7 separate regions of the Mus musculus genome follow, and all the other regions are linked to region 1. The links are chromatin loops, found by intact Hi-C in ENCODE. Cell type or tissue: left cerebral cortex. All regions are shown on one strand. Region 1 holds the start of Gm38820 (a long non-coding RNA gene). Region 2 overlaps Itprid1 (ITPR interacting domain containing 1). Region 3 holds the start of Gm34441 (a long non-coding RNA gene). Region 4 overlaps Gm34441 (a long non-coding RNA gene). Region 5 overlaps Gm34441 (a long non-coding RNA gene). Region 6 has its middle 17 kb from the start of Gm34676. Region 7 has its middle 4.4 kb from the start of 6430584L05Rik.

Region 1 (4,000 bases):
GTCTGGTCTGATGTACTGTTTAGCATGGCTTTAAGACAGACATTGAGGCTGGCACTGCTAGATAATAGCATAGTGACCTTTGGTCATTGGTCCAAATTATCTTCATCAGTCATCCTGTGACACCCCTTGTTTCTTGTAAAGGAGACTCGAAAGTGCTGCTTCGGTTCACTGTCATCTGAAGAAGGGCCACTGGGTCCATTATTTACAGCCTCTGGAACTTGTTGAGTGAGTTTATCATCATTACTTGAACAGAACAGGTCCCTGACAGTAGAGGCCAAGCAGGGCAGATACTGATGGTTGCTGCTGTCCCAGATAATGGGGATCCTCAGAGTAAGCTCTATGCCAAGAGGAAAATGAGAATGTTCTGGAATGGCATCAACTGAGTTCACTAATGTGCACTGACCTCCACCATACAGTCAGCCTCCTGTTGTTTGGTTTCTCATGCTTCTGGCTTCTTTGTTTAATTGCCATGCCCTCATAGAGAGGCTCAATGGCAAGACAGCAGATCTCCACTGTGGGCCTTTGTTAGCATCTCCAAGTGACAAATGTGCAAGTGGGTGAAAGATCCTGAAATACAGCTCTCGCGTCAGCTGCCATCACTTTGGACGCTCTCCTGGCAGCAACTCCGCTCAGCCTCCTCGCTCTGCTGTTTTCCTCTTGCCCTTCTCGAAGCCATTTCTTTCAGTAATGATGAGAATCTTTCTTTGAGTTCAGCTCCCTGCAGTCACACTCTTCCTGGCTTCTCTCTGCTTCTTATGGTGGGGTAGGCATTTGCATTCTGGAAACTCTGGAAGCACTAGAGGGCTCAATGTACCTCTCACAGTTTCAGAGGGGCGTGTATACACATTTGTACACCCCATTCGATCTTCAGGCTCCACAACAGCAAAATGGTGATACGTATCTGTTCAGCACGGCTACAGAGCTGAACAGAGCCACCCAGCTGGGCAGCAGAACCATTGCCCATGTTCTACAGATGAGAAGGTTTACCTCTAGCCTGATTCCCTGTGCTACCGCACAAGCAAACGATTGATTTCAATTCCTCTGTATTCTCAGCTATGAAATGGGTCCCTCTGCCTCTCCCATTAGCTCTGCAAAGCTTCCTTTCTCTGAGTTGCTGCTCTGGACACAAGGACTTTCCTATTGCTTCTCAGTACTTGAGGCTCTCCTGGAGTGGCACGAGCCCATATGGTGGTTTCCTCCCACTGTATGATCATTTGTGTTCACCTGCTCATGTCCCCTCTAAAAATGAATTCCTGAGGGGGTGTGCCGATGGCTAAATCATTTGCTCACGCTGTCTCAAAGTGAGAATGAATGAAGAAAGGAACTCAGAAGTTGTTGGTGGGCAGCAGCTTGTCTATATTCCCACCGACCCCACTGCTTACTCCAGAGAGAAGGAAAAGGTGAGTCCGGCAGTGGGAGGACTTACATAGACGTGAGAGGGAGGGAGGAGGGGGGGCTGGCTGCCTAACAACTCTTGGTGTGCAGAGGAGTACTGTGAGCAGCTTTTAGAATCGCCCCCAGATACTGCCCTCAGAGATCCTGAGTCTACTGGGAAATAACACCCAAAACCACACCTTAAGATGCTCACAGAGGATCTCCACAGGGCTTGGTTTCATCAAGTTAAATGGTAACCCTAACATTAGGATAAACAGACAACTGTGTGCACCTGCAGCTATCAGAAACGTTGGCAGGATAGAAAAATTAAAGAGTTGAGTTCCTTGATTATCCTCTGGGTGGCGCTGTGTAGATGTGCGTCAGCTCAACAGAAGGTGTCCCTCCCCCACGCCCACCAAGTTGTTGTAACCTCATTTCTCACAGTGGCCCCAGGTGGGGATTCGGCTGAAAGCCAGGGCTGCCAACGCCAGGGATTTATATGAGGCAATGTCTGGCGAGTACAGGGTCTCAGTCTAAGTCTCTGCTCACTCTAACTGGGGAACAAAGTGCTTCAAAGACAGGACACTGGGTCTCTGTGGCGCCTTTGCACCTCACACAAAACAACCTGAGAGTGGCTAGGTGTTCAGTGGCTGCATTATTAGTTTTCAGACTGTCGCTTGTAACTACAAAAGTAATGCATGTTTTTGTGGATGATTTAAAAAAAAAGCATATAAACAAAAATAATTTTTAAAAGTCAACCGAAATCACACCACCCACGGCTAACCACTGTTAACATTTACTGTGTTTCCTTAAATGGATACTGTTTGGTAACCTGCTTTTTCTACCTTAACAATAAAGCAAGAACATTTTCCAGGGTAGAAACCACATTAAAATTATTTTTTAAAGTTGCATAGTATTATCGTATTTCATTTACAGATGGACCATGGTTTATTTAACCAATTCCATATTGTAAGGCATTAAAATTTCTCCCCCTCCGTTCTTCCCTCCCCTTCTCCTTTGCTCCCTCTTCAAGCGCCTTCGGTTCTTCCATAAGCTCTCTTAGAGTTACAGGGTTGCTCTCTGGGCTCTTGTCCAGGACGGTCCTGTAATACAACTTCCTAGAAGTGGATGAAGGTCATCCAAAGCACTGAAGCCCTTGGATGCTTGCTGCTTTCTCCGTTCTCCCTCTGCACCACTAGGAAATAGGAGAGACCAGAGGGGCCTCCTTGTAAGAATTCCCTGTAGCTCTCTGAGAATTTTCTACGCTATTACTTGGGGCACAATTCTATGCTAGAAAGGCATGCCATCCCTGTCCCCTAAAGAAAGTAGAGAATCATAGCTGTGAGAAACCCTCCCAGAAGGGCCCCAATTCTGCTTTATTCAAAGGGGCATCCTGCCTGCTTGCTTTTTCTGCCTCTGCCTTAAAGGATTGGAAATATACAGACATTACCTAGGAATTACTTCCATGGCGATATGAGAGGTTGGTGGGAACCTCAAGGCAGTGGCTACTGTAAATACAGTTGTCTTTATTTTGGACAATGGTGGTGACTATCCTTCCCCTGCTAGTCTCAGTTCCCAAGGGTCTGGGCAGTGGGAGATGGTGGGGCTTTGTGTTCTTTTTAGTGTGATATCTGAGGTTCCCAGAAATGCCTATATGAAGGAATTAAAATCTGCTCCATTCCAACACCAGAAAGAGGAACAGAGGCTGACCCTGACCAAAGCTGAAGTTCTGGAAGGCAGTGTGGTTAGGGTGCAGGAACTATAAGGCACCAGATAAGACCAAAATGCCATAAAGGTGACCCAGCCAGAGACAGAAAATAAAGTGAGCCAGAAACCTTGGTAGTGATCTAAGTTAGAGGCAAGGCCCACTCGTTGAAAAGCAGGAGGCTTGAGCAGTGCAGGGAGCTTTTTGCTTAGAGTTTATTTTCATCAGCTTCCAGGGGCACAGGCTTAGAAGACTTCCACAGAGCTTCCACACAAATTCATGGTGTATTACCCTGAGATCCTAGAACAGAAACAAACCGGCAACACAGTCAGAATGTCCAAGAAAACAAAGTCTCCAGGGTTAGAAAATAGCCAAGGAGCAGAAACTGGCTTGGCAACTAGAAACACAAGAAAGAAAGAAAGAAAGAAAGAAAGAAAGAAAGAAAGAAAGAAAGAAAGAAAGAAAGAAAGAAAGAAAGAAAGGAAGAAAGAAAGAGGAAGGAAGGAAGAAAGGAAGAAGGAAGAAAGGAAGAAAGAAAGACAGGGAAAGGAAAGGGAAAGAAAGAAAGAAAGAAAGAAAGAAAGGAAGAAAGAAAGAAAGAAAGAAAGAAAGAAAGAAAGAAAGAAAGAAAGAAAGAAAGAAAGAAAGAAAAGAAAAGAAGGAAGGAAGGAAGAAGGAAGTCAAAGGAAGGAAGGAAGAGATGGGGATTAGGGAAACAGAGGAGGGAGTACATTCCCTATTAAGTTAAGAAATGATTTGGGGTCTGGAATTTTGTTCTGTCCCTCAACTGCCTCTGATCTGAGACCTAAAACAGACAGTTTTGGAGGCTCTGTCTTCTTACTCTATAGGAATATAATGTCTCCTCCTAGTAAATAGAATTAATAGAAGGAGCTAGAGGACCCACCCCGCTGCTGCGGGGAG
Region 2 (4,000 bases), 140 kb before region 1:
CATGCTGTTTGTTGTTTGTTTGTTTGTTTGTTTGTTTGTTTGTTTTTTGGCATGCAGGGACTCTGTGTTTGATTCCTGGCACCTCATAAGTGAATAAAGACTTACCAAGTTTATGATGTCTTCTATAGCTGCACTCCCTCTCCCACTTGCAGCTGAGTGGGAGCAGAAGGCTTCCTCCAGAGGCCAACTGTCCTTACTCACTCTCTACTCACCCTTCCATGCCCATGTCTTCATCCATTCACGATACTTTATGTACTGCCTTGTGTTCTAGTCTTTACTTGGTGTTCAGACAATGGGAGATGCCCATAGGCTAGGAGATTTAAGAACAGGAAGAATTGCCTAGATTGTGTTCACTGCCTTCTTCTCCAGGATGCCTTTAGAAAACAGCTGTGCATTTATCAAAAGAGCTCCTATGGGTCTCTCTTCGAAGGCAATTTATAGGCTTCCTCTGGTCTTTTAGACATAAGGATGGTAATGGTGATCTTACAAGCCTCCAGGCGCCCCATTTTTGAGTAGTTCCCAGAATCTCACTTTAGCTAAATACCCCCTTTCAAAACACTTTTCATTTGATGCCCTTTGAATATTTTTCTTGACTGAATGTTATGTCTAGAAAAGCAACCAGAAAACTCTAGAATTAATCTCATGTTCAATAAAAATGTTTGAGATTTTAGGGACTTCAACTCGCATAGGCTTAGAGGAAAGGCAGGCAGAGGGCTGGAGCATTACCTTCTGTATCTAAATATGTAGTCCTTTCATCTCTACCTTACTCACTGTCTTAGACATTGTGACCACAGCAACTCATATAAAAGACACTATTTAATTGGGATTGGCTTACAGTTCAGAGATTTAGTCCATTATTGTCATGGTGGGAAGTATGGTGGCATGCTAACAGATATGGTGCTGGAGAGTATCTGAGAGTTCTACATTTGGATGCACAGCAGCTGGAAGAGTGAGAAACACTAGGTCTTTCTTGAGCTTCTGAGACCTCAAAAAGCCCACTCCTAGTGACACACTTTCTCCAACAATGCTACATCTATTCCAACAAGGCCATATCTCCCAATAGTGCCAATCCCTAACATCCTATAGGGCCTTTTTCATTCAAACTACCACATGCACCTATTTTTATTCTGATAATTCTTAAAAGAATGTCTTTCATGTTACATTTTCTTACACTACTGATATTCCCAGTCACTTTTAGTTTAGATAAAATGTACTTGAATGTTATTGGTTACTTATGGAACAGCTACCACTTGTTGACTGAATACTCTGTAGGACCTGAGCGGACAAAGAAGCAAAATGAAAGACAGGGAAGCCATCAAGGAACTTACTCAGCATGGAAGTTACAGTTCTAGGGTAAAATAGATGCAGTGGATGTGCTGTATGGGAATATCTGATATGGTGAAAGGATGTACTTCTGCTTTGTATATATGTTTCCAGACTATTTCCAAGCATCCTGGTTGGTTTTTTGTCCACTTGACATAAGTTATTGTCAACTGAGAAAAGTAAGCTTAGTTGAGAAACATTGGCCCATGGGGATTTTCTTCATTGATACCTGATGTGGAGGGACCTAGTCCACCATGGATAGTGCAATCCCTGGGCAGCTGGACCCTAGTATTATAAGAAATCAGACTAAGCAAGCCATGGGGAGTGAGCCAGTAAGCAACACTGCTCTACAGTCCTTACATCAGTTCCTGCCTCCAGGATCCTGTCTTAAGTTCCTGCCCTGATTTCTCTCCTGACATGCAGAAAATTGTCTGAGTTCCAAATGGTGAAAGTGTTCAGAAGAGAAAATAGGAAGAACTGCTATAGAAAAAAAGCAGGTTAAGCCACTGCATTTCCCCCGTGACAGCCATATTATCAACAGAAGCACAATATAGGAAGGACAGTCATCAGCCTGGAACAAGCAAAACCTGAACAAAATGTACTAGAGAAGTATCTAGTAGGAGCAGCCCAGCTAGAACAATGTACAGCCCAACTAGAACAATGTACAGTAGGATTGGAACTGGAAGCACACGGTAGCCAATGATGCAAATGGTCAAACTTCAGATAAGCACTGTAAACATCTTTAGCTTCACAGAATATGCTATATTTTCTGGATGATGCTCTGAGGCTCTTTTTCTGGACTTTGCACTTACACAAGGAGAACTAGAAGAAGAAGAAGCACTGTAGCAGATTTTGAGATTGAATTCTTTTTTTTTTTTCTTGGCAGAACATGTTTTTGCCAAGTTTACAACCCACTTGAACTTCTGTCTGTTCTTTGATTTTAGAATCAAGTTGGTTTTCTTGTAACATTGAAAAGAAAACATAGATTTCAATCCAGTTTTTAAAAAAAGTCTTAACTGAAGATTTTTATCATTACTACTCCTAATAAATAAAATCTCTTAGCATCTACTGCAGCTGGATTAAATATATTCTTTAATTTCAGTTTGAATTCTGAAAAGGTCTTAGAGGCTGTATTTGGTCCAAGTACTGACTCTTCATTCAATCCTGCAGATGACTGACAGGTAGAACTTGGTAAACACCTAAAGATTGGTAGAACTTAGCAACTCTGCTTTTATCCTAGCCCTCCTCTTCCTTTAGCTTTGATCAAATCCCATACTATTCCAACAGGCATGTAATATCATTTAATAAGTATTAATCTCCCACAAGTAACCCACCTTTTCCAAGGCTAGAAATGGCAAACAACTAATTACAGGGACACTATAATCTGCAGATGGCCAACCGGCAGCGCGTATAATTTTGATCTCGATCCCCAGAGTTGTCCCTACAAGTCCTGACCTCCATTTTTCAGTGAGAATAGATCCTTCCAGGTAGATCAGTCTATGAGGAAAGGACAACCACATTATATGAGTGTGGTTTTGCGTGGTTGCCCTTTTTTGCAACCACAGTCCTGATAAGTAAATGCCTTGCAAAGCAGATCACCCTCTGGAGTACCCCTCACAGCAGCTCAATTAGGTGCCTACCCTGAAGAGAGATTTCCCCAAGCATCATGGAGCAATGTCAATGTCTTGACACTGAGAAGACTCTGAGAAGAACTTAGGTATTGATTAAACTAACCTTGGTTTGGTCATTTACACCCCTTGCCATCTTCCTGATTTTTTTTTTCTGATTTATAGCTGACACTTGTGTCCATTCCCCCTCAAGAAAGGAAGAGACTGATTTCCTCTGCATTCCCTGCTTACCCACTGAAAATTAAGTTCCCATCTTCCTCCGGTATCTTTTCTTTGACTTCTGGAGTGAGTGACAAGGCTTGATGTATTGGATCCTAGACCTATACCCTAGGAATCCAGTATTAGAGAGTTTTCCTTTGATAAAATAACTTTATAAATAAAATGTTTAAAGACATTTTAAGAAAAGCTTGCTTTAGGTTTTTAACTTAAAAAAAGAAATTTGCTTTCTCTAAGGACCTACTTGAGGCCCACTTCTGAGTATTTGGCACACACAATCCAGCACAGAAGTAAATGCTGTCCAGGAAGACAGAATGCTGTTGTGTAATGGATTTGCCAGTCAACAGAGTCGGAGATAGTTTACACAGACTAAGCCATGGTCACAGATTTTTAGCACCTGCATTGCAACCTCACTGCAGAGAGGACAAGCAGGAATCTGTTTTAGAAACTTTAGCTCAAAGGCTTCTCTAGCAAATCTAGCTTCTCTAAAGAGATGGGCACTTGGGAGCTTTTGTATTAGACATGAATCATCAAAGAAATAATCTCATCCAAAGATGTGTGGGACTTGGGTGTTAAAAGTTTGTGGCACCCAGATGTCCAACATTGCTCCCCAACTCCCGCTGCAAATGCTGATGCTGGTTCTTTTAGGGTCCCACTTCAGGGATCCATGAATATAGCGTGGAAACACTTGGTGTCTTTGGTATCTAACATACAAGACTCAAGTTTGATCAGTTATGAAAAGCTAGATATTGAAAAACTCACTCGTAACAATCACTTTCTCTGGTAAGTCCATTACTGAGTCATTGGTTTTTATTTACATTCTAATTATAGCA
Region 3 (4,000 bases), 270 kb after region 1:
AAATGCCTAGGATAGGAGTAAGGCATACCTAACTTGTTTGAGGGGGCATTTCCAAGGATGATTCACTGAGGGGAGACTGTGATAAAAGAATAGGGGCAGAAAGCCAGCCTATGTGGGCATCTATCTATCTATCTACCTATCTATCTACTTATCTCAGTCTAGCTGTCCCTGTCATTCTGTGCCTTGCTGTGTCTGCCTCTATGTCTCTGTCTCTCTCTGTCTGTCTCTGTCTGTCTCTCTGTCTCTCTCTGTCTCTCTCTGTCTGTCTCTCTGTCTGTCTCTGTCTGTCTCTGTCTCTGTCTCTGTCTCTGTCTCTCTCTCTCTCTCTCTCTCTCTCTCTCTCTCTCTCTCTCTCTCTCCTGCTTGCCAGGAATTGAGCTGTTCTGTTCTGCCTGCCCCACGATAATGAGTTTCCACCTCTGAAACCATGAATCAAAATAAATTCATCTACCTTTAAGTTGTTTCTCTAAAGCATTTGATCATGACAACAACTGCAGAATGGCTGGCACATGCTCATCTCTCTCAGCCAGAGAAAGGAAGTAAGACAAGTATTTATGGCTCAGTATGGCTCAGTACTCCCGACATCCCAGGATACCCTCCATAAAGGTTAGCAAATATTTGCAATGTTTTAATTGGTTTAAGCCATTAGCCCTTCATTATTTGGCTATTTCAACTTTTTTCTTATATTAAATGTTATGACTCAGAAACACAAGCTCAGGAAACAGGAAAAGAACTAAGATCCTCTCCCAAACAAGAATCATGTGCATGAGTCCCCCAGACACCACATGAAGAGTTGCAGATTCTTAAATAGCCCTTTCCTGTGTGGGACACATCTGTATGTAAAAATGCTAGTCCTGTGTTAGGAGGAACGCTGCCCTTCATAAGTGCTCTGTTATTCCTACTTTGCTCTTTTGAAGTAGATAGAATCAGCCTCATTTTATTTCTAGAATAGCAAGTGTGCCAAACACAGAGATATGGTTCTATCCCTTTCCATGTAACCCCAGCACTGTGCACATTACCTGGCTAAGGCTTTAAACATTTGTTAACAGTCATGAATAACTCCACAGACTTAAAGTCAATTTGCTCCTGTTTCATCATAGGTCCTGTATCATCAGTTTCTCAGACTGTTTATCTCAGAGTTCCTTCAAGACCTAAAGAGATGGTGCAGTGGTTAAGAGCACTTGCTTCTCTTCCTACAGACCTAGGTTTAACTCCAAGCACCCATATGGCAGCTCACAACTGTCGCTAACCCCAGTTCCACAAGATCCAATGCCTTCTTTTAGCCTCCATAGGCACGAGGCACACACATGTCCAGACATACATGCCTATAAGACATCATACACATAACATCAAATTAAGTTAAAATTTAACAAAATAATTTAAGCAGTCCTTCAATTTTAGCACAACATCCCAGGAGTATTTTCACATAACAAAAATAAAAATAAAAATAAAGCGAGCGTACCTTCTTCTCCTCTCCCTTTTTAGCCCCTCAGTCAGCTCATTGAGAAAAGATGAACCAGCTACACTTGTTCCTAGAAAATTCTTGGAGATTCCAAAGTATAGAGTATATTTAGTTAGTACATATCCCAACATAGCTAGCTGTTGACTAATGATCACATTTCCCTTTAGGGAGAAAACATGCTAGTTCTCTCTAAATCTGTCCTGCTACTAATTTTAGCCCACACCAACCACGGAATCTTCATTTCGTTCCCCATGATGGATGCTGAGCTGCTGTTCTCATTTCCGATTGACCTAATCGTTCTCAAAAAAAATGATTTCTAAAAACTAGGGCTTTTTTTTCTTAATTAATATTGCTTCCTGTACAACTTTTAGAGGTTGCTAGTTTCTCTTCTCCCTTCACTAGGTGGGTAATGTCTCTCTCTGCCCATTTTCCATCTACATAATTGCAGAAAAGCATGCCAGACATGGCCAGAGAAACCTCAACTTCAGATGGCAATCACCAGGAAGCACCGGGCAGCTGAAGATAGAGAGAAAAGGGAAAGCTCCCGTAAGTAAGGCTTTTCTAGCATCCTGTGCTGCTCTGGGTGAGTCAGCCCCAGCAGGGCCTACAATGCTGTTTTACTCCCAAGATAGAACTGACAGATCTCATTTAACACAGACCTTGAAAGATCCTAGAGTCCAGTGTACTTCTCAACCCATGATGCAGGAGAGGAGTGTTCCTAGGTAGACTTTCACATGACTACTGTTTTTAAAGGCAGGAAGGGCCTTTTATCTGAAGGATAAGATTGACAGCCAATGACTTAGAAGCCCTTTTCCATTGTTGATTTTGTTGTTGTTGTTGTTGTTGTTGTTGTTGTTGTTGTTGTTGTTCTTCTTCTTCTTCTTCTTCTTCTTCTTCTTCTTCTTCTTCTTCTTCTTCTTCTTCTTCTTGTACTTATACAACATACAAGCCACTAATTCTTTCTGAAGTGAGTTCTGTTTCTTGAGAAGTCAAAGAGAAGCCAAGGAAGGTTCAGGTGCAGTTTTTAACTCTTCTTCCCAGAGAGAGTGGAGACACTGGAAGAACGGGGAAGTTTGGATGTATGAACAGTTCATGAGTTGCTTCAGCACGTTGGTGCTGATGATAATTACGCTTGAGTAAATGGGAAGCTTATCTGGTGAGAGCTGAAAGACATTTTTGGCAAGGCAAAACTGAAGAGGGTTTAAATGTAGAAGTGAAAAACTTCTGTGTGTGAAATGTTAGCCACAGAGTCCAAGAGAAGATACATCAACACACACGCCGCACAGATACACACACACACACACACACACACACAGCTGTGGATTTGTAACAAGTCCTAAGGAATCTTGGGGACATACGAAAAGCCTACACTGCAGACTTATTGCAGCTCCAACTCAAATTCTGGGCTATGGGAGAAGTCATGTAAGTAAGCCTACTGTTCCAGCCAAGACAGAAAGCCTTCTAAGCAGTTAAGAATTCAGTCCAGCCTGGACAATGATGAAGACAATGGTCTTGACCTTTTAGGTAGGTGACTGAATCTTGTGTCTCATTTTTATTACCTGGAAAAACAGAAATTACAATTCCCTTTTATACACTTGTTTCAAGAAATAATTTCTGGCATGTGCATGAAGCATAAAAGGCATGGAAAATGCAACAAGCAACTGTGGTAAGACAATGAAATAAACTTTTATGGTCTACCTTATATATTTCTATACTGCACTTTCATAAATATATATAGTATGACAATAATTAGGGGAAAGTGATTTGCAAATTACTAATAAGTTTGTAACTCCATGAAGTTGTGTTTTTTTTTTTCAAAGAGCAAACATGTAGGCATCAGCATAGAATGACCCAAATCCAATTTTGTTCTTGCTTAGACCATTCTACATGATACAAGACAGTCAGGACCTAGGTGCCCACCCAGTCAGCACCACTGATGCAAATGGAGTCCCATGTCTGCTGGAACATAGCACCTTGGCACACCAGCACCCTCTGCACAAAGAGCCTGTCAAGGTTAGACACTGAGAAGTGACTCCCAGTCCTACCCCAGAGGGGCAGATGTGATCCCTCTGGAAAGCCAAACTGAAGAGCACATTTTACATTTGTTTACTTTAGCAAGGACAATTCCCTCTTGCAGCAGATGCTTAACTGAGCCTGAGGGGGATGTCTGACACACAGCAAGTAGTAGGGCCGTGGGAACCAGCTCCTCAGGCCAACTGGAGCAGGGTGCTTCCTGCAGCAGTCCACTCCTATGGCACATTCAAGTTCTTCTAAACACCTTTGGTGGTGGAAAGAGGAGAGCTTGGGGGTCCCACAGATGTGCCTCAAGTCCTCTTTCTATTGCTGGCTCATATAAGATCACAGCTTGGAAGCATGCTTGCCTCTCTTGCCTCTATTTAATCAACTTTACTAGTGATGACACTGGGCTGGCCATAGTGGCACAGGATGCTAAGGGAGGAAGCTCACTGCAACTTTGATGTTAGCCTATTCTACATAGTATTCCAAGGATAGACTGGGCTACATAGAAATATTTTGAAT
Region 4 (4,000 bases), 250 kb after region 1:
TGGTACCAAAATCTAAAAGGTAAACAGAAGACGATCTAGAAACACCAGTGAGCAAGAGAGTAACCAGATCTGGGGATAATTCCAAGAGGAATGAATGGCTGAAGAGCAGAGAAAGAAAAAAATAGAGGGGTCTTGATCAATCATCAAATAATGAAGACCTGACAGTTGGGAGGAGAATTTAGTGCCAGCTCTTCTCCAGAGGGAAGAGTAAGTGCCAAGGAGAGGGAATGTGTGTGTGGCGAGATCTTCACACACTGCAAACACAGTGAGGTCAAAGGAGACAAGAGAGAAAAGCCAGGCAGCAATGGTTAGTAGTGGATGGCTACTTGCACTGCTTGTCTGATATGGAGTCTGCGTGCAGAGAGTAGTTAGTGGAGCAAGAGTGTTAAGGGCATTACTGTGAGTGTTTTATTCAACAAGATGGAACAAACAGAAGCGTTGTCATTAGTATCTGCATGGGAAAATAAGTGTGATGTGGAAGGGAAGGTGTGTCCTCTGGGAAGTTAAGAGTGGATTGCCTGAGGCTGAGTGGTGAACAAAGAAGTAAAGTAACCCAGGTCCTATGGGGAGTCCTTTGCCTCTCATGACATTATTAGGAGCTAAGCTTGGGGAAACTGCTACATTTAGGGAGTTCCTCCTTGGAAGTATGTCTTGGAGCAGGATTTTCTTCTCGAACCCTTAACTTCTGCATCCTGATTCTGTCTCCATGGGACACGCCCTCAGCTTTACTTGTGCTTTGTGTTTGGAGTCTGGGATAGAACAATGGGACTTTATTTTATTTAATTTATTTATTTATTTATTTATTCATTTATTTATTGTAATAAACTTAACAAAGCTAGAAAGAGAAGGTTGGGCTACCAAGAATGAAAAAGAGAACTTGCGCCTTTCCTTCCAAGTTCAAAATTTTCCCTCTCACTGTTTCTAACCATGGTGACCAGTATCAGCAAACACGCCCTGTACCCTTCTCCATCCCCAGGTGAGTACACAGAGCACCAGCAGGCAGTGACGCCATCTACCCAGTTGTGGGTAAGTTTGGTCTCCTCCACCTCCCGTCCAAGTACAGATGATCTGCCTCCGAGTTCCTCATCTCAATCACTGCTAAGGACTGCAGAGATTCAGTCAAGCTCCCAACCTTCTACGTGTGCATTGCTGCATGAAGTCCGCAGTTAGCTGGTATGCTGCCAAGTCAGCCTAAGCGAAAGCCCAACATGGCACCCAGATATCTGCTTCCCCATGAAAGCCAACCACACGCTCAGACTCCACCTCCCCCCAGGTAATATCTGTACCACTGTTCTGTCTCCGAGCAATCCTGGAAGTAGGTTTTGCCTGAATCCCCTCCATCCTGATGTTTCCTCTCAGTGCTTTTCTACCTGCGGACCCGACCTCTTGCCTGGTATGCTCCCTACTCGCTACAGCTGCGCTTCTGGAGGAGGCCGAGCTCTCTGCCTTGAGTGCAGGGCAGAATTGCCATGTCCCTCCATGCTGTGAGAGTCCTGAGTAAAATCACCCATACCACGACTTAACAAGCACTCCCGGATAATTTTTCTTTAATAGCATGTTAGGTTCCCTGTGAAGCACCAACTAGTTCTTACATCCGTCCAAAGCCCTTAAAGACTTTTTGGTGTTGTTTTTAAGAGAACAATTAGAAGCTTGCAGTGGAAAGGACCCTGACAAAAACTCCAGCATAAAGCAGGGTTTGCTTGCCCCTTATCTGAGCCTCACTCAGGTCCTTTGTAAGATGAAGCGCTAGATAAAAGGTATCCCAACCTCTCTACCCCATCCCCACGCTGTTACTCTTGCCTTCAGTAAACGGAACACAGCAAAGTGAAAAGTATGAATTTAGTAGAGAACAATGCCATATAGACAATCATATAAAGTATCTTCTTTTTACTACCAAGGCTAATCACCATCTGAGGGAAAACTCCATCTTTCCAGACTTTGGCAAACCCATCTTCAGAAAGAAGAGGCCTTCTGGCAGCGCGAATGTCGTAGATGCTGGAGCAGCTTAGATCCTGGCTGCAGCAGTATCCATGGCCCCAGCAGCTGCTGGCGCGGCCAGCGTGGTTCACACAATCCCTGGATCAGACTGACCTCTAGGGGCCGCGTGACAACCAGCAGCCAGGGCTCCCGCGCACAAAAGGAGCCTCTGGAGGCTTGCAACAGGAGCCCGCCAAAACAGCCACACAAGGAGGGCTCTCACATGCAGACACCACAAAGCCAAAACATTAACATTTTGCTTGCTATTTATTCAGCTTCTTTGTCTTTAATTCCCCGTCGCCAAGAAGCCTCCAAATGTGTCTCTTTCGGTATCAAAGTGATCACTTCGGATTAAAGCATTCCTTCTGGAAAGATACCTTAATTAAAAATGTGTGTGGTGGGGAGGGGTGGGTGGGCAGCAGCGTCCTTCTAACTCCAGTTTAAGGAAAAAAAGGAAAAAAACAACAAAAAATAAATAGTTCAGAAGAAGAAGAAATGGCCTGTTCACACTGTGAGACAGAAATTGTTGTTAAGCTATTGGTGTTTCTGTTGGGTCTCAACACGGAATACTAAAGGTAACATTTGCTGAATACCTACTATGTGCTGAGTACTATCCTCAGTGAATTCTTTCATTCTACTTGTTTTATTATGAGACCTGTATGGGACAGAGATGGTGACTGGCAAAGTCTCAGCCTACAGGTATCAAAGTCAGGATTAAACCCCAGAGCACACGGTTTTCTCCTTTAATTATTGTATGTAAACACCTTTTCTTCACCTCACCCCATCCCCAACCCCTGCAGTTCTAAAGGCATTTCAAACTCAAACTACTGTTAACAGCATCCTCATCATTAATAGCAAACCACTAAGTAGGTCTAGCACCTGGCACACAACGAAAGTCAAGGAGAGAATCCCAGGGGGCAGGGAGGACAAGGTGAGGGCACTTCCGTGGGCAAGCTTTCAACATAGGGAATAATTATTGACAAATAGACTTAGTCTTTGCTTTGGCTAAGAGCCATATGGTCTGCCTTGGAGTTCTCAAACCACAATGGGAAGATGGAGGGAGGTGCCTTCACAGTTAGGTTGTCCGGGAAGTTAGATGAGTACCATATGTCAAAGGCTTAGTGAGTGCCTGGACCAGGATAAGCTCGAAATGAAAATACCCCAATGATCAATATAGCATTATTGAGGGCTGTTATTCAAATCTGGATCTACAAGTTTGGGGTGGTAGAAAAAGCTGGTTATGAAGTCAATTTCCATATGGAAAGATGTGTGTTACAGTTCTCCAGAGAGACAAAACCAAAAAGATGGGGTTATAGAGATAGGTAATAAGAGATTTACTGAAGACATTAGACCGCATGGTTGTAGAAGCTGAAAAGTGCCAAGGCAAGCCATCAGCAAGACAAAGAACTGGGGAATCCTATAACAGAATTCTCAATCCCAAGCCAGTGACTAAGAAAATTAGGGGGTCACCAGTACAAGTCCTAGGGTCCAAAAGCTATAGACCCTGGCATTCTAAGACTTCCTGTCAGGAGAGGAGTGCCATTACCTCAAAAGAAACTTTGCTTCTCTTCTGCATTTTTCTTCCATTTGGTAGATCTGGTGATGTTAAACCACATTGGGGGTGGGCGTGGGGGGAATCCTTGCTCAGACCACTCACTCAGATGCTGTATCAGAAACAATGTTGTATCTACTAAATTAAGCATCACGGAGACTAAAGGAGAACTCACAGTGCAAGATTCTGATACAGGCAAAAGTCGATTTGCTAAAACCCCCAACAGTGAAGCAGGCCACAAAGAGAAGCATGTGCCCAGTGTAGGAGGTGTGACTCATACCTCTGTACACCCAGAACTGCGTGCGCCATGGGCTTAGGCGGGTTTCATAATGTCACCTATAAAGGATTCTCAACAAATATCTCTAACCTGCGCCTGATGGAGTCTGTAGACCCACAGAGTACAGAAGAATATGTCAAACCACACCAATAGGAAGGCAATAAACAAAAATAAGGACATGGAAAATTCCAAAG
Region 5 (4,000 bases), 240 kb after region 1:
ATCTTCATAGAAGGGCACTAGGATAAGACTAACTTTCACGAAGCTAGGACAAGGGTCTTACAGCCACACCCACAGTGACACACCTACTCCAACAAGGCCATACCTCCAAATAGTGCCAGTTGCTGGGCCAAGCACATACAAACCATAACAAGCCTCCAGCTGTTTTCTGTTTCTATAGACATTTCATAAATATGGGATCATATATTGGGTACCATTTTGTGTCAGGATCGTTTCGTTTCATGTTTTTAAAATCTATGGATCAGTTGTAGCATATACTGGTATTCTATTCCTTCCGTGGCTGTATGCTGCCCCACTGTGTGTGCCCTATGATCTGCATATCCATTCACCCATTGATGAGTGTTTGATCCTTACAGCCACTTCCAAAGCATACATTCTTATTACTGATTTCCAATACTTTTCTCCATTTTATTTTAATTTGACCCTCTTGGTTTTGATAAAAGACACCAGTTAACTTGAAAAAGACCCATATTGCAAGAGATTTTTGCTTCAAAAGTCATTGGGGGAGGGGTGAAACACTATTCCCTACAACCCAGATATCATTCTCATTTCTCAAAGATGGCTTGTTACTTTACACAAGTACACAAGTAGTCTTGATATGAAAGAGAGTAACTGACTCCATAGTCTGCAAAGTAACTCTAGCTGTGTACACACAAATAAGAATGTTCCAAAGTAGGAGGAGGAAGAGAAAAAGGTGAGGAAGAAGGGGGAGGGATGGAGGAGGAAGATGGAAGAAGGAGGAGGAAGAGGATTGGCTCCTTGACACCCTCAGAGAACAGACAGTATTGTCTGCCATATCAAGAAATAAAACTGGCTGGGTCAACAAAATGCTGGAAGAAGTCTGTCTTTGTATCCTTGCCTTCGTCTCTAAAGTAAGTGAACATGAAAGAATTTGATGTCTGCCATAGCTCTTCTGCTTCTACCCAGTCACTTAACCCTGTCAACACAAACCAACATGGTGATGACCACTGCTGCCCCAACAGGATAGCAGCTCTAGGGAAGTATAGGAGGAGCATGGCTCCAAACTAGAGTGTGTGACTGGCCAAGTTGACTACCTGGTTCGAAAGTGAGCTAAGCCCATGACCTCTCAGGATGGCTATTCATCATTCGATTCAGGTGCCATCCTCATCTACTTTGTGACGTGTTCTCCCTCCCACTTCAGTTCCGCTGCTGTGCATGATGAATCTTGTCCCCAGATCTCCATCACCCCAAAATTTCTCTCTGTACCCCACCACAAGGATACGGATCTGGCAATGATCCAGTTCATTTGATCTACATAACTGGTGGAAACAGATAATTTAAGTTCCAAATTTCCCCATTAATCAAAATAGTCCGATGACAGATACATCTGCTTTTACTTTGGGTTGTATAGACACAGTCTAATTGTGCATTTCCTAAAAAACAAAACTGTATCATCTGGAACATTCACAGAGCCCTTCCTGCCCACATTTCTTTCCCTGCCGTTGACTAAACAGATAACTCAGTAATTAAAATTCATAATCAACACATGGTGAGTAGTTTGCCTCTTTCTTCTCCTTTTACAATCCTTTCCTCTAACTTCTGGGTGATTTGCCAACTGTTCCGTTCCTCAGGAGTAAATCCTCGAGGCTGTATATGCCTGCAGTCCTCACCTTGGCCCCCTTTCTTAACCCTTTCCTCTTTCTTGTAGCCTCGGCAGTGAACCAACTACCCTGGGAGAAATGCTGGCAGTTCTGAGTCCAGCACAAAGGCCAGCTGGAGAGTGGTACCCTGCTCTATGACCAGGACCGCCCCCTGTTGGAAGGCCTGTGAGTCCTAGACAATCGTATTAGGCTTGTGCTTGTGAATGTAATTTGGCTGAGGAAACCCTGTATTGAACATTAGAATAATAGTCTGGTGGGCTAGTGGGCTGGTAGGCAGCTGAAGTCATTATGGAGGACTAAAAGGGAACTTGGTAAATGTTTGCCTGAAATCGCAAAGTGAATGCCACTCAATGAGAAAGGCCCACAAGTTCCACTGGAATTTAGGTTCACTGACTGTTTTAGAGATTGTTGAAACCTACGTGGCCTTTGAAACTAAACAGAAACCTAGATTATGGCCCATGTCCTGAGCTGAGGATGCAGGACCCAGACCCAGAACCTTACATAGTTTTTGAACATTTCCCCTCAGGCAACCACAAACTTTCCCCTCAGCACTTCTGGAACTCCTCCTCCCCAAACACAGATCTCTTTTCCTCCACATAGTGTGCTATTTCCCTACCATAGGCTGGAGCTAGGGAGCCTTGGGAGTGGGCAGCTAGCCCGTCCCCCTGAACTGCTGACCCTCTAGCCTCTTTAGCCACTTCAGGGCTCAGAGGCCAGGCTGCCAGGTTCTTCAAGGTTTGAAGCATGGTGACTGGGGGGTGGGAGATGGGGGGTGTCTAAGCTGTTGCGTCATTCACTTAGGACACCACTTTTAGCTGGCTTGTGCCCTACTCCAGGACTTACCTTCATCATCAGAGCAAATAAATGAAGACGCGCCTGACAGTTCCAGAAATCCGCGAAGCTGGGGTGGTATTTTTAACGCAGCCATTTTAAACAGTGTCTGCGCCGAAAGCACTTTTGCTTTGGCTGTTGGTGCAGGTGAAAAGCTGAGAACAGCTGAGCTCCGGAGTCGACATGTGTGGCCCAGGGTGGGCCCTGGATTTTTCAAAGGGTAACGTTTTCACACATGGAAAAACACACCAGTGTTTTTAGTATTCATGGCTCAGTATAGCTCCCTCAAGAGAGTTTCACAGACAAACAAGAGGCATCTAACAATGGAAATCCTATCACCGAATCTGTTTCCCCCCCCCTCCCATCTGGAAAATGCACGCACACACCTGGGAACTTCACTCTCTTGGATCTCTAAAAACTTTTAGCGATGTTCAGAGAATCTTTTCCTTAGAGTACTCAGGCAGACACACTCGGAAAGTGCCCCTCACTCTATGGGAAACAAGGTCCCTAACTTTTGTGTCCTACAATTCTTTGTTCCATCCAAAATGGGTCCTAGAAGCAGTACAATTTTCTAAAGTTGCAAGACAAAAAAAAAAAAAAAAAAAGGACTGACTACCCAGAATGCAGATCGGCTCTGAGCCAGATTCAGTGGACTGCACAAAGAAGACGTACTCAAGTCTCCAATGGCTCAAGCCAGCACCTCCTGGAAACCAAAGACACAGCCTGCTCCCTGAGCAGGGGTATGAGTCGTTCTAAGAAGAAGCCACTTGAGTTCCTAGGACCTCACCTGGCCAAAGCAGGTTGTCACTAAAGAGTACAACCGAATTAACAGAAACCCACTCTGTAGGAACCAAGAGAGGTTGCTTTTTATCAGTGCAGACAATTTTCCCGTAAGCAAGATGTCTCCCTCATACATACCTTCTGCTCTCCATCATGTCTTCCTGCTCTCCTTTGTTTTTCGTGTGTCTCTGCTCCACTCCTTCCTCCTCCACAAAGTGAAGCTCCAAACTCTGGTTATGCCTTTAAGTCACAAACTCTTGGTCTCGAGTGACTATTTCTGTTTTTGGCTTTGTTTTGTTTTTCCCTTCATAGCCTGTCACTGTTTTGTTTGATTCACACCCCTCCCCAACCTCTAAAACTAACTCTCAACTAACTAAAACTAATCTCTAGGATTCTTGCTAGTGCATACTACTCCAGTGGGTTCTCTTCTTGGGTTTCCAGTTGGCTTTATGCAATGGGTAGCCTCAGCAACAGTGCTGAGATAGGCTGAAAACCAGGGTCAAGGCTCTTAGTTTTCCTTAAGCCCATATGGCTACAGTGAGCCATTTACATCAAACAAAAGCCATACATACTCCTTGCAAAGGAGCCATCTCTATAGCCCAGTTCTGATCATTGATCCTCCCACTTGCTGATTCCAACCAACCAGCAACAGAGTCTGAAACACCCCAAAGTACCAAGTGTTCCTTAAAGGAATTATATATCCTGCTCCATTGTCGTGAATGACTATGTAAAAATCCTTCAAACCACTC
Region 6 (4,000 bases), 87 kb after region 1:
CTGTGTTTCTTTGGTTGGCTTTCTTTTCCTAAAAACAATTGCCTTTTGACACAAGCACCAAGTTTGAGACCGCAAAGGAAGCCATGGCAAATGGTAACCCAATTACGCCAGCTCTCTGGAAAATGTTACCAATCATCTGATAGCATGTGACACCATATCTCAGATAACCTGAAGCATGGATGGTCTTGAGTAGAAAGAGTATGAGTTGCACCCAGATGAAGGCAGCTCTGAATGAGTAAGCCCCTGGAGACTGTTCTCATGAGAATGCTCTGCCTATGTGTGAGCACTGACTCAAGTGTCTCTTTGTGTTGGCTTCAGGGCCGTTTCACCCAGAGGAAGAAAGTCCTTTGACAGAGTGTTCACTTCTTACCCACTCAACGCAGAACCATTGGTTTAGATTGGAGAAATATTTCTTTGTGGACGTTGATTCCATCAAGAGGGTTTTGTGGGTACAGGGGCAGAATTAGTCACACCCAGTAGGGGACTTAGGTGCTCTTTAAGGTAGCATTAGCCTTAGACATCTCAAAAGAACCCAGTATCCTGGGGTCTTGCCCTCACAGGAATGAAGAAAGACAAATTCTATGAAGAAGGTTCACTCATCCACAGAGACTCCACTGGTGATGACCTTGGCTTTGGGAGGATTTGCTGAATCGCCCAACAATTCGTTGTTGGGAGGATTTTTTTCTCCCCCCTCTCCCTTCTCCCACCAAAGAGATGTCTCCAATGGAAGGAGATGCTCCCTGAAAGTAGACAGTTAGAAATAGCTAAATGCTCCCTCCTCCCAAAACACTATTGAGTAGGTTACATCAGTCTCTACAACCAGCACCCTTACACTAAATGTTCCCAGCCCTGGCAGGAAGATGAGAGATCCTTACATTGGCTGTGTAGGGTACACTTGGAGGTTGCATAGGCTATATAGGTTGTAGCCTATATTACAACCAATAAGGTTATCATAGTTAGAATTTTACTGTCTTGTGATAGTATGCCACCATAACCACTGTCCTTCATTCTCAGCAGTGCTCAGAGGTTACATGTGCTGTTCATTGTCAACCGAAGTTTAATATACAGTGTCAGGTAGGTCAGGCTAAGCTATGACGTCTGATACTGAAGTGTACCAAGCACGCTTTTAACTAAGTATGTTCTCAGTTTACCACAGGCTTAGCGAGGACCACCTTGGAAGTGGAGGAGGAACATCTGAATAGGCATCGGGTCCTCATTGCTTTTGGCTCTTTTCTTATTTCAGCCACAGCTCATCTGAGTTCAGACCCAGACACCTTACCTGCAATGCCACGTGTGTCCCTGTTGTGTCTCAGGTTCCACTTTGGTTTATCCTGACTCAGGTGGGAGTCAGGAGGTGAATGGACCCAGTTTCTGGGGTGCTCTGGACTCTGCTGAGGAGATATTGGTCACCCCGACTGCTCCATCCCTGTATCTGTTTCTCTACCCTCCATGTCACCTTCTTTTGGTATCTACATTTCCAAGTAAGCCAGTGTCCCCAAGTCTTTCTCCTAGGCTTTGAGTCTAGGGAATCCTAGCTAAAGCAATAGCTAATATGGTGCACTGTAGGTCTTCAGCAAACAACAGCTCTCAACTCCTTCTTCCAACTGAAAAAAATAAGTCCCAGAAGTCCAAGTAACTTGCTCCAGGCCACTCAGCCTAAGACCAAAGGTCAGGCGTCCTTTAGGTAGTTTTTTATCTCAGAAGCTGACTTTTGCTCTGTCCACAGCAAACCAACGAGGCCCCCTAGTGGCCAGAACAGAATGGACATACAGGAAGGGAAAAGAAGAGCCTTCGCACCATGGAACAGGTGCCAGGGCCTAGGACTTAGCAAGAGCTTGGCCACGCAAGGCAATGGCATGTGCCACACAGAGCTTCACAAGCAGTGGTCCACAAACCAAGGTGGCAGCAGTATCTCGTCACATTTCTCCTTGTAGAGGAAAGATGAAACATATCTTAGATTTCAGGGGGACGGATTTCTCTGAATCCCCAGGTTCCCTTTAGTGATTTGGACAATTTCCAACCTTTCACACAACAGATTGCTTCTTTATTTCTAAAGCTAAGGGAATAAAGCCCTATCTATGGGGCGGTGCGTTAGTAAGGAGGTAGGGACGAGGGGTAAAAGTCTTTAGCTGAAGATGATGCTTTCCTTGTCCTCTCACTGTGGTGGAAATAAGTTCCACAGAGAACCTGAAGAAAGGAAACACCTCGTTCCCACTCCTTTCAGAAGCCCTTGAAACTCACATCCATTCAAAAAGTATTTGGTGGGTTTCTGGATGACGTCAGCCTCCTTGAAGGCAACCATTACTCTGACCATGGAGGCCAATTTCTATAACAAGGATTCTTTGTCATACAAGCCTTATGGCCTGATGTGGCCCCTCTGCTTCAGAGAAAGTTATTGTTCTGGTCAGGTTAGATCGGGAGCCACAGGAGACTGTGCAGTATGGAAGAAGCAAATAGAACATATGGAGACCCCGTAGCAAGCACAAATCCACGAGAAGCCAATGGGTGCTGCCTGCACAGGGTTAGGGGAACAAAGGGCATAGAATTTATTTTTTCTCAACTATTAGACTTATCCTGTTCTTTTTTACCAGTTCCCTCCAGGATTCATGTGCCAGGAGTCCAGGATGCCCCAGAGGCTGGTCAACCCCAGCTGCACCTCCTCCCCGAGGACTGTCTACTTCCAAGAAAGACTGCTTACAAACAGATAACTTGGAAGAAGCATAAAACAGAATAAGCTAAGTGCAAAGGGCAGATATGAAACAGATTTTTGCAAGGCTCCAACTGTGGTGGATATTATAAGCAGAACAGATTTCATATGGAACACACTGACAGGGAATAAACACAGCATCCAAAGCAAGCGCTTTGAAGGATTTGCTACTTTGAACATAAGCACTTTAAAAAAAAAGCCCCACATTCTTATCAAATAATGAGCATCCAAATCTCTGCTCTAAAATGGCAAGGGTAGATCAGACCTAGGTGCGGGTTACCTGTATTTGCAAGAACGACTTCCGAAATCCCACTTCAGTTTGCTACGGAAGCGTGTGCTGCCCTGGCTTTCTAATCTATGCCGAGAGCTCAAAGGTTAAAGAGACTTGGCTGAATTTGTCTTAAGATATAGCCTTTGTTCTGATTCCATCATTTATTTGAATTTAATATTTTAAAGGACACTTCAAACAGACTCCACAAAGCACTGCTACCATCCGGGACACATTTATTATTTAATATTTAACTGGGGAGATTTGTCAAAACCCTTAAGAATTAGTGGTTGCAAACTTGTGGAGTTAAAAGCTTGTGAAAGAAGCCATTTGCTAACCACGGGGAAGCAATGTCCCTGCAAGCTGGGCCAATGCCATAATGCGAGTGTGCATTTGGGGGGGGGGGGTCTAGTGACATACATGGTGAGCCCAGCTACCCAGAAAGAGTAGGCAGTGGAATTGCCCTTAAATAAATATTCTAATGTGCTTAACTTCTGAACTGTAAAGCTCAGCCTGTGCCTACACAAGAGGCAACTACGCGAGCAAAGCAAACAATTATCCCAAGCTGCCACCACTGCCCCCGGAGAGTCCCAGGGCTAGAGCAATCACCAACTGCTATGCTGCCTGAAAGGTCTGTGGGCCTGTGAGAACACTGTGCCGGGCTCTCTGATCCATGGATGTTCCCTGTGTTTTCCTGGTGCTGAGTGTTAAGAAGCAAATGAACTCCGCCAGTCTTCTGCAGAGTGTTCAGCCCTCACCATGCACTCAGCAAGGCGACCTGTTGAGTTGTGTCAGCCAACATGGCTGTTAGGTGCAAATTTTTATGGCTCTCCGTGTCCCATAGGATGGTCCTACTGTTCTGATCAAGTACCTACTTTAAATTTTCGTGAGACTAAGCAGGCTAAGGTTATGTCAAGCACAGGTCAAGGATGTCATGGGTGCTATGATGGCATTAATTACATCATCTGTCAGATCGAGGCATGAGATGCTCTTGCTCAAATGTATCTCACAGTCTTCCTGTGGAG
Region 7 (4,000 bases), 410 kb after region 1:
CTTGTTGTAAGGAGGCGTGGCCTTGTTGGAGAAAGTCTGTTACAATAGGGGTGGGCTTTGAGACCTCCTCCTAGCTGCCTGGAAGACAGTAAGTAGTCTCCTCCTGTTTGCCTTTAGAACAAGATATAGAACTTTCAGTTCCTCCAGCGCGTGCCTGCCTGGATGCTGCCATGCTTCCTGCCAGGATAATATTGGACTGAACCTCTGAACCTGTAAGCCAGTCCCAATTAAATGCTGTTCCTTATAAGAGTTGTCCTGGTTATGGTGTCTCTTCACAGCAATAAAACCCGAACTTAGACACTATTGAGTCTGGCCTTGTGCTTTAAACTACCATGCTTTAAACTTCCTAGTTAGAGGCTCCAGTTTAGACCCCGGGGCTTTCAGTAGAGCCCTTTGCCTAAATTTCAGTCTAAATACATGAACAGGGGTGGGGGGAGCCTATTTTAAATGTGTAAGGTTTGTTATACATTTTTGTATTGTTGATAGACACTTTTGATAGCTTCTTGCGGCTCTCCTGGCACTTTGAGATCTGGGTGTAGCCTGGCCTACCCCACTGCAGTCTTGGTCAACTTCCCCTTCTGTCACTGAAACTCATTCACTGTACCTCTTTCTAGTCCCCTCAGTGCCAAGCTCCTCCCTGCAACAGGGCCTTTGCACATACTGCTTCTTCACCTAGCCAACTCAAATTCATGGTCTAACTTAGCTTAGCTATGCATCCTATAGGAAGCCTTCAATACAAATCTCCACACTAGGTCTGGTATTTCTGAGCCTTGTTCTGTCTACATTTTACTTCCCATTTGTATACTTGGGGCTAGTACAGTCGATACAGTGGCCATTTGTCTCCTTGTACTGATCATCTGTCACATTAGCGGTTGATTGGTCAGCCTGCTTGGAAGGCACTTGCTACCTGAGGAGGATCCAGGCCGCAGTGCAGGACTTGCTGTCTCAGCCCTGCTGGTATAAAACAGCAGGGGCAGGACCCAAACTTTCCCCATCCATGGAACTTGACAGAATCATGTTCCTGCAGAGTGGAAAGTGAAACAGACATCCCTAAATTCTCTGCACCTAATGAAGGAACAGGGAGCTTCACGTGAATAATTTAAGAACAAACCCAAGAGAGTCCCAGGGGAATGTAAATCCCCCACATGCCTTCTCACAGCCTGGCTCCCAGCAATGAAATCATCCACAGTCTACATGCCTGAGTAGCAGAGCCAGGAGGGATCCCCATGCAGATACACAGTCAGCCAAGTGCCTGGTCCAAGCGTCCCTCTCTAGCCCTCACCCATGCCCTCTCTGCCTAGTCATTCACATCCAACCTCAGGTCCTAGCACGAGGCTCTTTCCAAATTCCTAGGAGCAAACGGAAGCATCAAGGAAAGTCCTTTCCTTCCTCCCTCCTTTTCTTCCTTCCTTCCTTCCCTTCTTTTCTTCCTACCTCCATGCAAAACTCCTCTCAGGACCTGAAGAGAGGTGCTGAGAGAAGCATGTGGGTTGGAAAATGGAAGAAGACTTCTCCCAAAAGAGGACACGCCCAGGAAACTCCCTACAGCCTGACTCTTGCACAGAGACCCCCATGGGAACACTAATTCTTCTATTGCTCCCAGTTGATAGGTGCTCTCTCTCTCTCCCTCCCCCTCTCCTTCTTCCTCCCTCCCTCTCTTCCTTCCTTTCTCCCTCTCTGTCTCCTTATACATATCTAACCCAGCGAGGGTGGTCTCTCAGACAGCCCTCCCCTTCTTCCAGTTCCCTCCTTTCCCAGCCCAGAAGCCTCTTCTTCCCCCAGCCTTTTAGACTTGCTAAGCCCCAGGCCTGATCCTGGGAGGCCTCTTTCCTGTCTAGATCAGGACCTCCTTCAAGGAGATCCCACTCTTGACACAGTTCATATGCCACCTGGTGGCCAGAACGAGCATTGCTTTTTCTCCTCTGACTTAGTGCCCTTCCCGGACACAGGTTCCACTGCTGAACTATACCCTAGACCGTTTAGTGCCCCTCATGAAAACCCTTAGACATCACCTTCTACTCAGCCTCTCCTGCCACAGAGAAAAAGCCAAGACTCATAGAAAGAGTTTGCAAGTCAAGAGCTTAGCCATGGACTTGCATGTACAGACATATTCTAAGTCTACAGAGACCTGTCATAGTGTGCATTATAGTAGGGATTTAAGGCTCATAACAAAATCAGAAGGGACCAAGAAGTAACCACAATAAAACCCCTAGGAGCAGCTACATAATTCCTAAAGCCAGTGATTCCACCACAACTGACATCATAAGCTTCAAAGTAAGTGCTACCTAGCCACTAAGTAGCATTTACTGCCACCAGCTATTAACTAGCAACTAACACCCTATTAACTCCTAACACTCAACACTAACATAACTCTAGACACTCTAACTGCTAACACTGACTATTCACCACTAACTAACCACTAATGTTAACACTAACCAAGCTAACACTAACCGTTAGCCAACAGCACTGCAATAACTCGACCAGCAGTGGCAATACCAGTAAGTGTTAATGGAAGGTGTTTCCATGGGAACGGTGCAGAAAATCCATCATGTTGTCACTGTCGTGCAAAAATGCACTAGACCAGCTTTGCCAGGGAACAGTCTGCATTAGTGCAAGAATCCTGAGTCTAGGAGAATTGACTCTGGAATCTCTGTTCATTCTGAGCACACACCACCCCCACCCCCACCCCCACCCCTACCCCCACCCCCGCCTTTAAATGTTCACAAAGAATTTCATGCAAGAGAGTCTGTCACCACAGATATTCACTTTAAAAGGAAGAGAAAAGAGTAGGGAGAGGATGAAGAAGGTGGAAGAGAAGGAAAAGGAAGGGGAGGAGGAGGAAAAAGAGGAGGAGGAGGAGGAGGAGGAAGGCTTCACCAAGTTCATAAATAACCTTCAGCTAAATAAAGGACATCAATAGAGACTCTGCAAACTTCATGGCAGAAAAAAAAAATGTCTCCAGATGTCCTGCAGCAGCATCCACTAATCACTGTTTTTAAGAGCTCAGGGAAGGAACACGTGTGCCGTGGTGCCACATGGGTTAGAAGAGCAGAGAATATTGGATTGGTTCTCTCCTTCCACCTTCTCCATAAATGTCAGAGATAGAACATGGCTCCCCAGACTTATGAAGTATGGATCTTGGCCTGCTGAGCCTCTCATCAACCCACTTACTCATTCCTAGGTAACAGTTTTATTGAGATATAATGCACAGACAGAAAAATCATCCTTCTAGAGTGTACTTACTATTCTGTGGTTTTCTGTATAGTCATAATCATCGCAATCCAGTTTTAGAATCAGTCACTTTAGAACTCTCGGCTATTAGCAGTCACCTCCATGCCTCTCCCTCAGCCACAACAGCCTTACATTTGTTTTAACAATGCTGGACATCTTGTGCCAATGGAAGTATCAGAACTTGCTTCATTCACGGAGCAGTGTCCTGGGGGGTCTGTGTATGTAGGAGCTTTTTCTGACAGAATTAGCATTCCATTGTCTGCCTATACTGTAATGTACCAGTCAGAGGACGAGAGGTTAGGAACGTTCATATACAAGTGTTTTTCTGGTTTTGTTTCTGGTTCTCCTGACCCATGCTTAGGAGTGCTTTCATGAGGTAACGCAAGGTTAGCACTTTTGAGAAACAGGAAAACATTTTATCAAACAGGCAGGGGGCCTTTTTACACTCCCACCAGTAATGTGCGAGTTCCAGTCTCTCCGTTACCAGTCCTTACCAACATTTGTTTTTGTCTATTTTTTCCCATTGCCTCCCGTATCCTAGGTGTGACCATATCTCAGTGTGGATTTATCTGCATTTTCCTCATGACTACTGATGCTGACCATCCTTCCATGTGCTTATTGTCTTTGAATGTTATTTTTTTTCAAGCATAAAGACGAGAAACAAACTGACAAATGCATTGTGACACCAAGATGTTTCTAAAATGCAAAGCAAAAAAACCTTTCAGGAAACAAGAAATCTTAAGACCTATGTCTTTGTGTATGAATATAG

The links. Peaks named below come from ENCODE experiments on the same cell type or tissue, not always from the same donor. Only the 100,000 strongest peaks of a DNase experiment are listed, where the experiment ranks them.
Region 2: it touches region 1 in a loop (8-fold over the local background); 6 of 42 quality-filtered maps call a loop at or near these places.
Region 3: a loop joins it to region 1, with 4 times the contacts of the local background. A loop is called at or near these places in 10 of 42 quality-filtered maps.
Region 4: a loop joins it to region 1, with 2.9 times the contacts of the local background. A loop is called at or near these places in 6 of 42 quality-filtered maps.
Region 5: a loop joins it to region 1, with 2.5 times the contacts of the local background. A loop is called at or near these places in 3 of 42 quality-filtered maps.
Region 6: it touches region 1 in a loop (2.6-fold over the local background); 8 of 42 quality-filtered maps call a loop at or near these places.
Region 7: a loop joins it to region 1, with 3 times the contacts of the local background. A loop is called at or near these places in 2 of 42 quality-filtered maps.

What each region holds. Positions count from the first base shown.
Region 1 is chr6:55,802,014-55,806,013 of GRCm38, reverse strand. Gm38820 (a long non-coding RNA gene) reads left to right here and starts at 1,130. Exons shown (of 3, transcript XR_869126.3): 1 at 1,130-1,400. It also overlaps a transcript of Itprid1 not described here. In left cerebral cortex, a CTCF peak has its summit at 1,728; DNase peaks (open chromatin) are centred at 1,749, 2,514, 2,832, 3,201 and 3 more places; H3K27ac peaks cover 3,390 bases.
Region 2 is chr6:55,943,053-55,947,052 of GRCm38, reverse strand. All of the region lies in intron 9 of Itprid1 (ITPR interacting domain containing 1), which reads right to left. Among named protein-coding and RNA genes, the nearest start is that of Ppp1r17, 72 kb to the left of the region's middle. In left cerebral cortex, no CTCF peak of the experiment used is centred here; DNase peaks (open chromatin) are centred at 1,921 and 2,093; H3K27ac peaks cover 662 bases.
Region 3 is chr6:55,534,682-55,538,681 of GRCm38, reverse strand. It overlaps Gm34441 (a long non-coding RNA gene), which reads right to left and starts at 1,639. Exons shown (of 7, transcript XR_869122.1): 1 at 1,463-1,639. In left cerebral cortex, no CTCF peak of the experiment used is centred here; DNase peaks (open chromatin) are centred at 1,242, 1,648 and 2,029.
Region 4 is chr6:55,549,219-55,553,218 of GRCm38, reverse strand. All of the region lies in intron 1 of Gm34441 (a long non-coding RNA gene), which reads right to left. Among named protein-coding and RNA genes, the nearest start is that of Gm34441, 14 kb to the right of the region's middle. In left cerebral cortex, a CTCF peak has its summit at 2,095 (motif pointing left); DNase peaks (open chromatin) are centred at 2,088 and 3,816; H3K27ac peaks cover 401 bases.
Region 5 is chr6:55,558,575-55,562,574 of GRCm38, reverse strand. All of the region lies in intron 1 of Gm34441 (a long non-coding RNA gene), which reads right to left. Among named protein-coding and RNA genes, the nearest start is that of Gm34441, 24 kb to the right of the region's middle. In left cerebral cortex, a CTCF peak has its summit at 1,790 (motif pointing left); DNase peaks (open chromatin) are centred at 1,565, 1,745 and 2,623.
Region 6 is chr6:55,715,170-55,719,169 of GRCm38, reverse strand. No RefSeq gene overlaps it. Among named protein-coding and RNA genes, the nearest start is that of Gm34676, 17 kb to the right of the region's middle. In left cerebral cortex, a CTCF peak has its summit at 1,748 (motif pointing left); a DNase peak (open chromatin) is centred at 1,753.
Region 7 is chr6:55,390,504-55,394,503 of GRCm38, reverse strand. No RefSeq gene overlaps it. Among named protein-coding and RNA genes, the nearest start is that of 6430584L05Rik, 4.4 kb to the left of the region's middle. In left cerebral cortex, a CTCF peak has its summit at 1,910 (motif pointing left); DNase peaks (open chromatin) are centred at 1,908 and 2,500; H3K27ac peaks cover 26 bases.